Regions from separate parts of the Homo sapiens genome. Here region 2 is linked to region 1. The links are chromatin contacts, found by Hi-C or POLR2A ChIA-PET in ENCODE. All regions are on one chromosome and are shown on one strand. The core of a region is the stretch at or near the end of the contact, and the rest is flanking DNA. Distances in the headings are between cores, read along the strand shown.

Region 1 (3,791 bases), core at 685-3,184:
AAGTTCAGCATACAATGAAAGATTTGTAAAGTCAGATAAAGACTATTAGATTTTATCTACTTCTATCCTCAATTTTTACATTCCAAGGATAGCAGCAGAGTCACCTACCCAAGATTATATATACAGCTAGTTTCCGTGGCTGGACCAACACTCACTACCCAGTGCTTTTTCACTACCTACACTAAAACGAATAAAATATACAAACACCGTGATTCACCTCAATACACGTTTGTTTTATGTCGACTTAAAAAACTGAGCACTAAGTGATATTTAATAAAATGCTAAAATTCTTATTTCAATAACTTCAAGCTTTAACAGCCAAACTTTTCATCTAAAGTGTTTCCAAAAGTTTTTCAAGTCCAAATACAATTTTAAATAGGTCCTTTCTCAAGATAGTGAGGAGAAAAAGTCGTGATCTTTTCACTGGAATCCGATTAGCTGTTACAAATTAGTTTGCTGAATACAATTATATTCAGACTACCCTTAAAAGGAAACCATGCTTTAAAACCACCTTCCTAGCTCCCAAAATAGTGTCCTGTCACTTGAACTGTATATTTTATTTGGTATTCTAAATACATTCTGAACTTCCAAAAGAAAGTAAAACTAATTTACTAGAAGTACCAATGGAGTGTATTGGGGGGAAGAGGGCACAAAAGGGGGTGTTTCCCTTTTAAAGACATTCCCTTGCAAAGTACCATATGGATTATGTATGAAATCCCAATCAGAGTGCTCCGAAAACACTCCAGTATGAGAGAATGCGGTTTTACCTTTCAATTCTCTTATTCAAAATGCTGTCAGGACAGAACAGCACAGGAACACTATCTCCCAGTTTCTGACTTTATTTTTTAAAGAACATCCTTAGTATAAAGGACGTATTAAGAACTGTTAGAAATTGTACCAGCTCACAAATGAGGAGACTGACGATGTTAAGGAACACCTAAGAACTATGGAAATGAGATAAAGCGTCAGCGAGGGTTTCACTTTGATCTGATGCATCGTTTCGTGTCGTGTAAGTCCTCTAAGATGAGCAAGAGAGCTGAAGGTCCGATCACCCCAGCGTGGACCCAGCTGGCTCTGCTCTGCCAACCTGGGGACCAAATATCCTGTGATCACTTCCTTAGTCCAACAGTCCTAGCAAGAAGAGAGTGCTTGGCGCCTTGAAGAGGTGAAGGTAAAGTGAAGAATCAACCAGCCTATGTGATTAAAAGGAAGTCAACCAAACAGCCCATGCCCACCATCCCCAGATACACCCCAAGCCCCTTCCCCTACACATACCTCTCCTACAAACCCCTGCTCTGGTGGTGTAGGAACCTCTAAACCCACCACACTTCCCCGACACAACTCCCCTTCCCACAGGTATCCACGGTCACCTTCGCGGACCATCGCTGCCCCAACCCCAACTTCTCGCCCCACACTCCCTCGCCACAGAAGCCTTCCCGGCCGGTCTCCCCACTCCGCAGCCTCCCACACACGCGCCCTCCCCACTTTCTCGCCCTCGCTTCCCTCCCGGCTCTCGAGGAGCTTCCCCCGACCTCCCCTCGCTCTCCTCCACGCCCCCGAACACTTTCGCCCCTCCACCGCGGGCTCCCCGCCTCCAGTCTCGAGGCCCGGCCCAGGCATGTGGGGCAGGCACCTCCTCCACCGCCCCCCAAGCATGGCCCGGCCCGGGGGCTCCCGCGTTGATGGGAGCCTCGGAGACAGGGGGTCTGAGGAGAACGACGCCGGACCCGCGGTCCCTCCACTGCTCGCCGACCCCGGAGAGCTGGAGTGTGGAGTCGCCTCTGGGGTCCCCCAGGGAGTAGGAGTCTAGGCCGGTGCCCCCCAGCCCCATTTCCTCCCGATCGTTGGAGCGGAGGGGAAGGAGGATCCCCGGGACTCACCTCGAGCCTGTTGTCAACATTAGCCCCGGGTTTCCCAGCACCAACTCCAGCGCTCGGGCTCTCCCCTCCCCTCCCCCCACCTATCTCGCAGCCGAGGGCCCGCCTTCCCTCAGCTCCCCCTCCTCCCTCCGCCCGCCAGCCCTCCCGCCCGCCACTCACCAGCGCGGCCGGGCTGAGAGTGGGGGCGGGGCGGAAGGAGGCGAGAGGGAAAAGGCCATCCGCGCGACTGCCCGATTAAAAACAGTCCTGATCGTCTTCCCTGCGGCATGCCGATGCCCTCAGCTTGACTCTGGGGTGGCGGGTCCGGGGCAAAGGCTCATATGAGTGCCATTCACTTAACAGCTCTTTCAAATTCCCCAGTCGATGAGAAGAGCGAATTTTTCAGACTGGCAATACGTAAGGTAGCCACTACCAGCACCTCAAACCAGGGCCCCAGCGGAGGGGTGGAGTGTTCCGAGGACCCGAGGCAGGAAGTGGATTGGTCGCCAGGAAAGGGAAAGCGCCTGAATTGGAGCTGCGCAGGCGCAGGCGCTTCGCGGGGGATGGGGGTGGGAAGCGCGAATGGGGCGGGGCGGAGCTCACGGGAGGCGAGGAAGTGTGGTGGAATAGTGGGAGGGTTACGGAGCGCCATTAAGGACAAGCCCGGCCACGTGATTCTCCTGGGCGTTTCCTGGTGCGAACCTAAGGAAGAGGTCTAAGAAGAGAAAGTTTGATTGGACTAATTCGAGGGGAGACGTTGAAGATTTAGAAAATTGGAAACTGGAGAAACTAAACCATATGGCTGGTTTGGGAGGTGGGAGTCGCTTAGGAATGGGTCTAGTCTTAAGAATGCCCTAAAAGACATCGAAAGTCCTGCGGGGGGATTTCCAGAAGCACTTCTAGGTGTTCGACGTAAAAACCACCCAGGGCGAAGAAGAATCAAGGCTTTTTCCATACACTTCTTAGAAAGTACCTGGTTCTAGCAAGCAAACTTTTAAAAATTACAGTGGCAAGACTTCCCTGAGTTATCAAATCACCCATTTTAAAAAAAAAATGGCTAGCGTCGACATTTCTTCTGAATGCGAACCCAGGCCGACTTTCAAAAATGGGTATCAGTTTATCCACACTGCTTATTTCCTCCTGAATTGCTGAAATGGTGCATCTGGCCTCGAAACAGTACTGGGTTCTGCCAACATGATCCGAGTAGGTGGCTCTGGCTGGTCCGGAGCTAGAGGAACAAGGGTGCGAAACTGGTCTTGACGTTTGCTTGACTTGAGGGGGCCCCACCTGGTGCCCAAGCCCACGTAATGAACTACTACCAACCACAAATACTTGAGGCAAGTCCAGGTTCCCTATGACTCAACCTTTGCCCATTTGCCTCTATTTACTGTTTGCTTCCCCATTTACTCTTAGCACGCAAATTATCCTCTCATACTGAGTGTTGCTGCTTCCTGTATTTAAAAATATATATTTTTTATACACTACACATAGGTCAGTCATTTAAAGGATAGTGAAAGAGAAAGATGAAGGCCGGGCACGGTGGCTCACGCCTGTAATCCCAGCACTTTGGGAAGCCGAGGCGGGCGGATCACAAGGTCAGGAGTTCGAGACCATCCTGCCTAACACGGTGAAACCCCGTCTCTACTAAAAATACAAAAAAAATTAGCCGGCCGTGGTGGCACGTGCCTGTAGTTCCAGCTACTCCGGAGGCTGAAGCAGGAGAATGGCGTGAACCGGGAAGGCAGAGCTTGCAGTGAGCCGAGTTTGCGCCACTGCACTCCAGCCTGGGCGACAGAGGGAGACTCCGTCTCAAAAAAAAAAAAGAGAAAGATGAATACTGCTATTCTGCAGCATTGATAAACAATTATGAGAACTGCCCCAAATACCATATTGGTGATAGCCACCCACGCTTCTCTTCAAGGTTTCCTTTTC
Region 2 (3,791 bases), core at 646-3,145, 2.8 Mb after region 1:
CTTGAAACATTTATAAGTGGGAGCCCCAGATGAGTCATCAAATCAATTGTCTTTGCCTCACAAAGTCTGTTTTAAAAGTATAGGACACAATTATAGCATGGTTTGGAGCAAAATTATAACTTAGCTAAACAAATATCTTTATATCGAGTAATAACATGTAGATATTTTAAATTTCTGGAGAAAAGTTTAATTATTGCAGAGCTCATAGAAAGCCAGGCTCCAATTATTAACACTTTAAGGACTGGGCGCTGTGGCTCACGCCTGTAATCCCAGCACTTTGGGAGGCTGAGGCGGGCCGATCACCTGAGGCCAGGAGTTCAAGACCAGTCTGGCCAACATGGTGAAACTGCATCTCTATTAAAAATATAAAAATTAGTCAGGCGTGGTGGTGGTGCCTTTAGTACCAGCTACTTGGGAGGCTGAGGCAGGAGAATCGCTGGAACCCGATGATGGAGGCTGCAGTGAGCCAAGATTGTGCCACTGTACTCCGGCCTGGGCAACACAGTGAGACTGTCTCAAAACAAAAACAAAAACAAAAAACAAAACAACAAAACAAACAAAAACACAACTTTAGTACGACTATACCCATCCATTCACTCAACATATATGATGAACCTACAATTTCCTGTTCACTAGGGATATATTTTCCAGCTGAGGGCATATACATTTAAACTAATTATTTTCAGTAAAACATGGAGTGAGCGCTACAGGAGTCCAGAAGGAAGGGGCTAGCATAGCCACTTACCTTCTTTGCCTTTGCTAACAGATCTCTAAAGTGAAGTACGCTGATTTTGCAAAAACCAAAGTCTCAGAGCTAGGGGACTTGGTGGGATACAGACTCACGTATTCTGACTGCGAGTTCACAGCTGAGATACCGTGAACAAAAAGGAACCACTCTTTTGTATTCCTCTCTTTCCCAAGGAGTCAGTGTACTCCTTTGCAAAGCAATTTTCACCTACAGAGTCCTAACAAATATTAGCTATGTCCTCTGATTTAAGCTACTCAACTCAATGCCATGTTTTGTTTTCCTTTGGGGAGTCACCAACTAGCTTGGACTTGAAAGACGTCTTCTGTGCAAGGGGAGGCAAATCTTGCTGGTTGGAAGCAGCAGAATCAATCTGGCGCCAGTATCATCTGAATCTAGCATTCTTTGCACAAACTCTAATCCAAATACAAACCCACCAGCTTTTACTGCTGAAGTTTAATATTCACAGCAAAACCACAACGTGGCCTCACGTTACCACCAGGCCCGGCTTGAGCTTTTTACTCGAGCTGGGCTTGGGCGATCTAAAACGAGGGACAGGGCCTGCATTTCCTGGGCGGAATGTTATTTATAGCCAGGGCCAGGAGAAGCCAAAGCCGACAGCTGCTGCGCCGCAGCGCGGGGCCGCCGCCATGCAAGCAGTTGTCACACCGCTCACCTTCACAGTCGGCCCCTGGCCGCCCCCCGGCCTCCTGGCCCTGCGTCAGCACCGGGTGAGAGACCAAAAGCCCGGCGCAAAAGGCCACCACAGCAACTGGGCTCGCGCACCACATGCTGGGCCAGCAGCTTCAATCGCCTCCGCCACCCGCGCCCACCGCCCACCAAGCTGCCAAAGCGAGCTGAGCAGAATTCGAGGTTGGAAAGAATCTGCCAGTAGTTGCCAGGACAAATGACGCAACTGAACACAGAGTTTCCATTGGCTCTCAAGGAAGGGATAGGAAGGGGGCGGAGTGTAGGAGCCTTTTCCCGTCCCTCCCCGGTTGCGCGTGCGCACTGTGCAGTTTCCGCGGAGCGCAGAGACGCGCTGAAGCTACTCGCGGACTGCGCGTGAAGAAAGGCGGAACCTTCACGCTGATTGGCGGCGACGCGGGAGGCTGTAGCGGCCGACCGGACGCAGGGGGCTGGCGGGAACGTGAAGCTCCGCGGTGCCTGATGGGGCCGTTGGGCGGCCGGTAGCTGTTGCTGTTGGGGGACCCCCTCATTCCTGCCGCTGCCGTCCCTGCTGCCTCATGGCGGCCATCGGAGTTCACCTGGGCTGCACCTCAGCCTGTGTGGCCGTCTATAAGGTGAGGGGCTGCGGAGCTGGGCTAGGGCTTCATGACGGCCACCCGGTTTTCTGGCGCTGGGTCATCCACAGGCTTGAGAGCGGCGTGTCGCCGGCCTAGGGATGTCGTGGAGTGGCGTTGCCGCGAGGACACTCCGGAGCGAAGGGCCGGGCAGGCCCGGCCTCGCGCCTGGCGATTCCTCCGGAAAGTCGTCTACTCCGCGGCGGAGGCTCGCGGCGATGTAGACGCGCGGGGTCCCAGGGCGTCATGGCGGCGGGATGCCCGGAGGGGTCCCAGGGACGACGTAGCTGCAGGGTGCCCGGGGGGGTCCCGGAGACAGCGGGGCCGCTGGGTGTCCCGGGGGGTCCCGGGGACGGCGGGGCTGCGAGCATTTTGGGGGAGGTCACGGGGACGTCCTGGCCTCTGGATGCCGGAAGGGGTCTCGCTGACGTCAGGGCCTCAGGATTCCCGCGGGTGGGAGGTCCTGGGAAAGTTGTGGCCGCGAGGTACTTGGAGGCGGTGGTCTCTGGGACAGCAGGGCCGCAGAACGCGCTGAGCTGGGCCCGAACGTCTAGGTCCCGGAGGGGCGGGGAGGCTGCAGTCGAGCTGGGGCTGATGGTCCCGCAAAGCTGCCTGGCTGTGAAGCCAGTTGATGGTGCGTGGTCTACAGAGGTGGCCTTTCTGGAAGTGAGAGCCTGACAGGACTTGTGGCCTTTCTCTCATCAGTGGGGAGGCAGAAGAAACGATAATCATGAACTCCGTTGCCACTAGTCCCGCGTTTAAATGTCAAATGACTTGTTAGGAAAAGCCAAAGGGAATAATACTACTTCATTTGTAGAAATGGGAAGAAAGGGGCCCAGCGCGGTGGCTTACGCCTGTAATCCCAGCACTTTGGGAAGCCGAGGCAGGCGGATCACGTGAGGTTAGGAGTTCTAGACCAGCCTGGCTAACATGGTGAAACCCCGCCTCTACTAAAAATACTAAAAATTAGCCGGGAACGCCTGTAATCCCAGCTGCTCAGGAGGCTGAGGCATGAGAATGGCTTGAACCCGGGAGGCGGAAGTTGCAGTGAGCCGAGATCTGGCACTGCAGTCTGCACTCCAGCCTGGGCCACGGAGCAAGACTCCGTGTCCAAAAAAAAAAAAAAAAGAAATGGTAATGGTAAGAAGGAAGAGAGGTAGGAAAGGTAACGTAATAATAGCCTTCGTTTTGTGTGTAGAAAGGTTGTTATTACTTTTGATTCAATTGTTGACTTTGCAGAGCAGACTGAAAACATGAGGCAGTTCTTCATGGAATTATAGGCTTTCTATGAAAACGAGGAAATTAAATGGTAATTAAATTTGCAAGTTTAAAATATTGAGATAGCAGTTTTTCTTTCCACACAGATGGCAAAGTAACACTGGTGCACAAATGCACACGTCTGAATACGTCTAATGAGACTATGTATTTCGTGTTTTTTTCTCTAGGATGGCCGGGCTGGTGTGGTTGCAAATGATGCCGGTGACCGAGTTACTCCAGCTGTTGTTGCTTACTCAGAAAATGAAGAGGTACTAGTCCCCCCATTTTTGTACTTCTGAAATAATTTAAAATTACATACATTGTAATATATATATATATATATTATTTTTTTTTTCAGATTGTTGGATTGGCAGCAAAACAAAGTAGAATAAGAAATATTTCAAATACAGTAATGAAAGTAAAGCAGATCCTGGGCAGAAGGTATGGAATCAAATGATACTTTTAAATATGGTAATAGGAACATG

The links. A loop is a pair of places that touch in the nucleus more often than their neighbours do. ChIA-PET counts read pairs that join two places held with the same protein, here RNA polymerase II (POLR2A). Pooled maps may share reads with other maps.
Region 2: a loop to region 1 is called in a map of CD8-positive, alpha-beta T cell, with 13 times the contacts of the local background. The contact joins the promoter of MSANTD7 here to the promoter of UPF2 in region 1. A Hi-C loop is called at or near these places in 1 of 168 maps with a recorded cell type or tissue (CD8-positive, alpha-beta T cell) and 8 of 50 pooled maps. POLR2A ChIA-PET finds 5 or more read pairs at or near these places in 1 of 52 experiments (activated naive CD8-positive, alpha-beta T cell).

Annotation. Positions count from the first base shown.
Region 1 is chr10:12,040,875-12,044,665 of GRCh38, forward strand. It overlaps UPF2 (UPF2 regulator of nonsense mediated mRNA decay), which reads right to left and starts at 1,935. Exons shown (of 22, transcript NM_015542.4): 1 at 1,881-1,935. LOC105376416 (a long non-coding RNA gene) reads right to left here. Exons shown (of 3, transcript XR_930666.2): 3 at 2,925-3,087. RefSeq lists enhancers at 843-932, 2,103-2,352 and silencers at 1,453-1,502, 1,523-1,662.
Region 2 is chr10:14,836,411-14,840,201 of GRCh38, forward strand. MSANTD7 (Myb/SANT DNA binding domain containing 7) reads left to right here and starts at 1,896. Exons shown (of 5, transcript NM_001378785.1): 1 at 1,896-2,049; 2 at 3,495-3,575; 3 at 3,665-3,747. It overlaps CDNF (cerebral dopamine neurotrophic factor), which reads right to left and starts at 1,627. Exons shown (of 4, transcript NM_001029954.3): 1 at 1,422-1,627. The coding sequence starts at 1,536. HSPA14 (heat shock protein family A (Hsp70) member 14) reads left to right here and starts at 1,896. Exons shown (of 14, transcript NM_016299.4): 1 at 1,896-2,049; 2 at 3,495-3,575; 3 at 3,665-3,747. The coding sequence starts at 1,993. RefSeq lists a silencer at 1,680-1,789 and an enhancer at 1,940-2,179.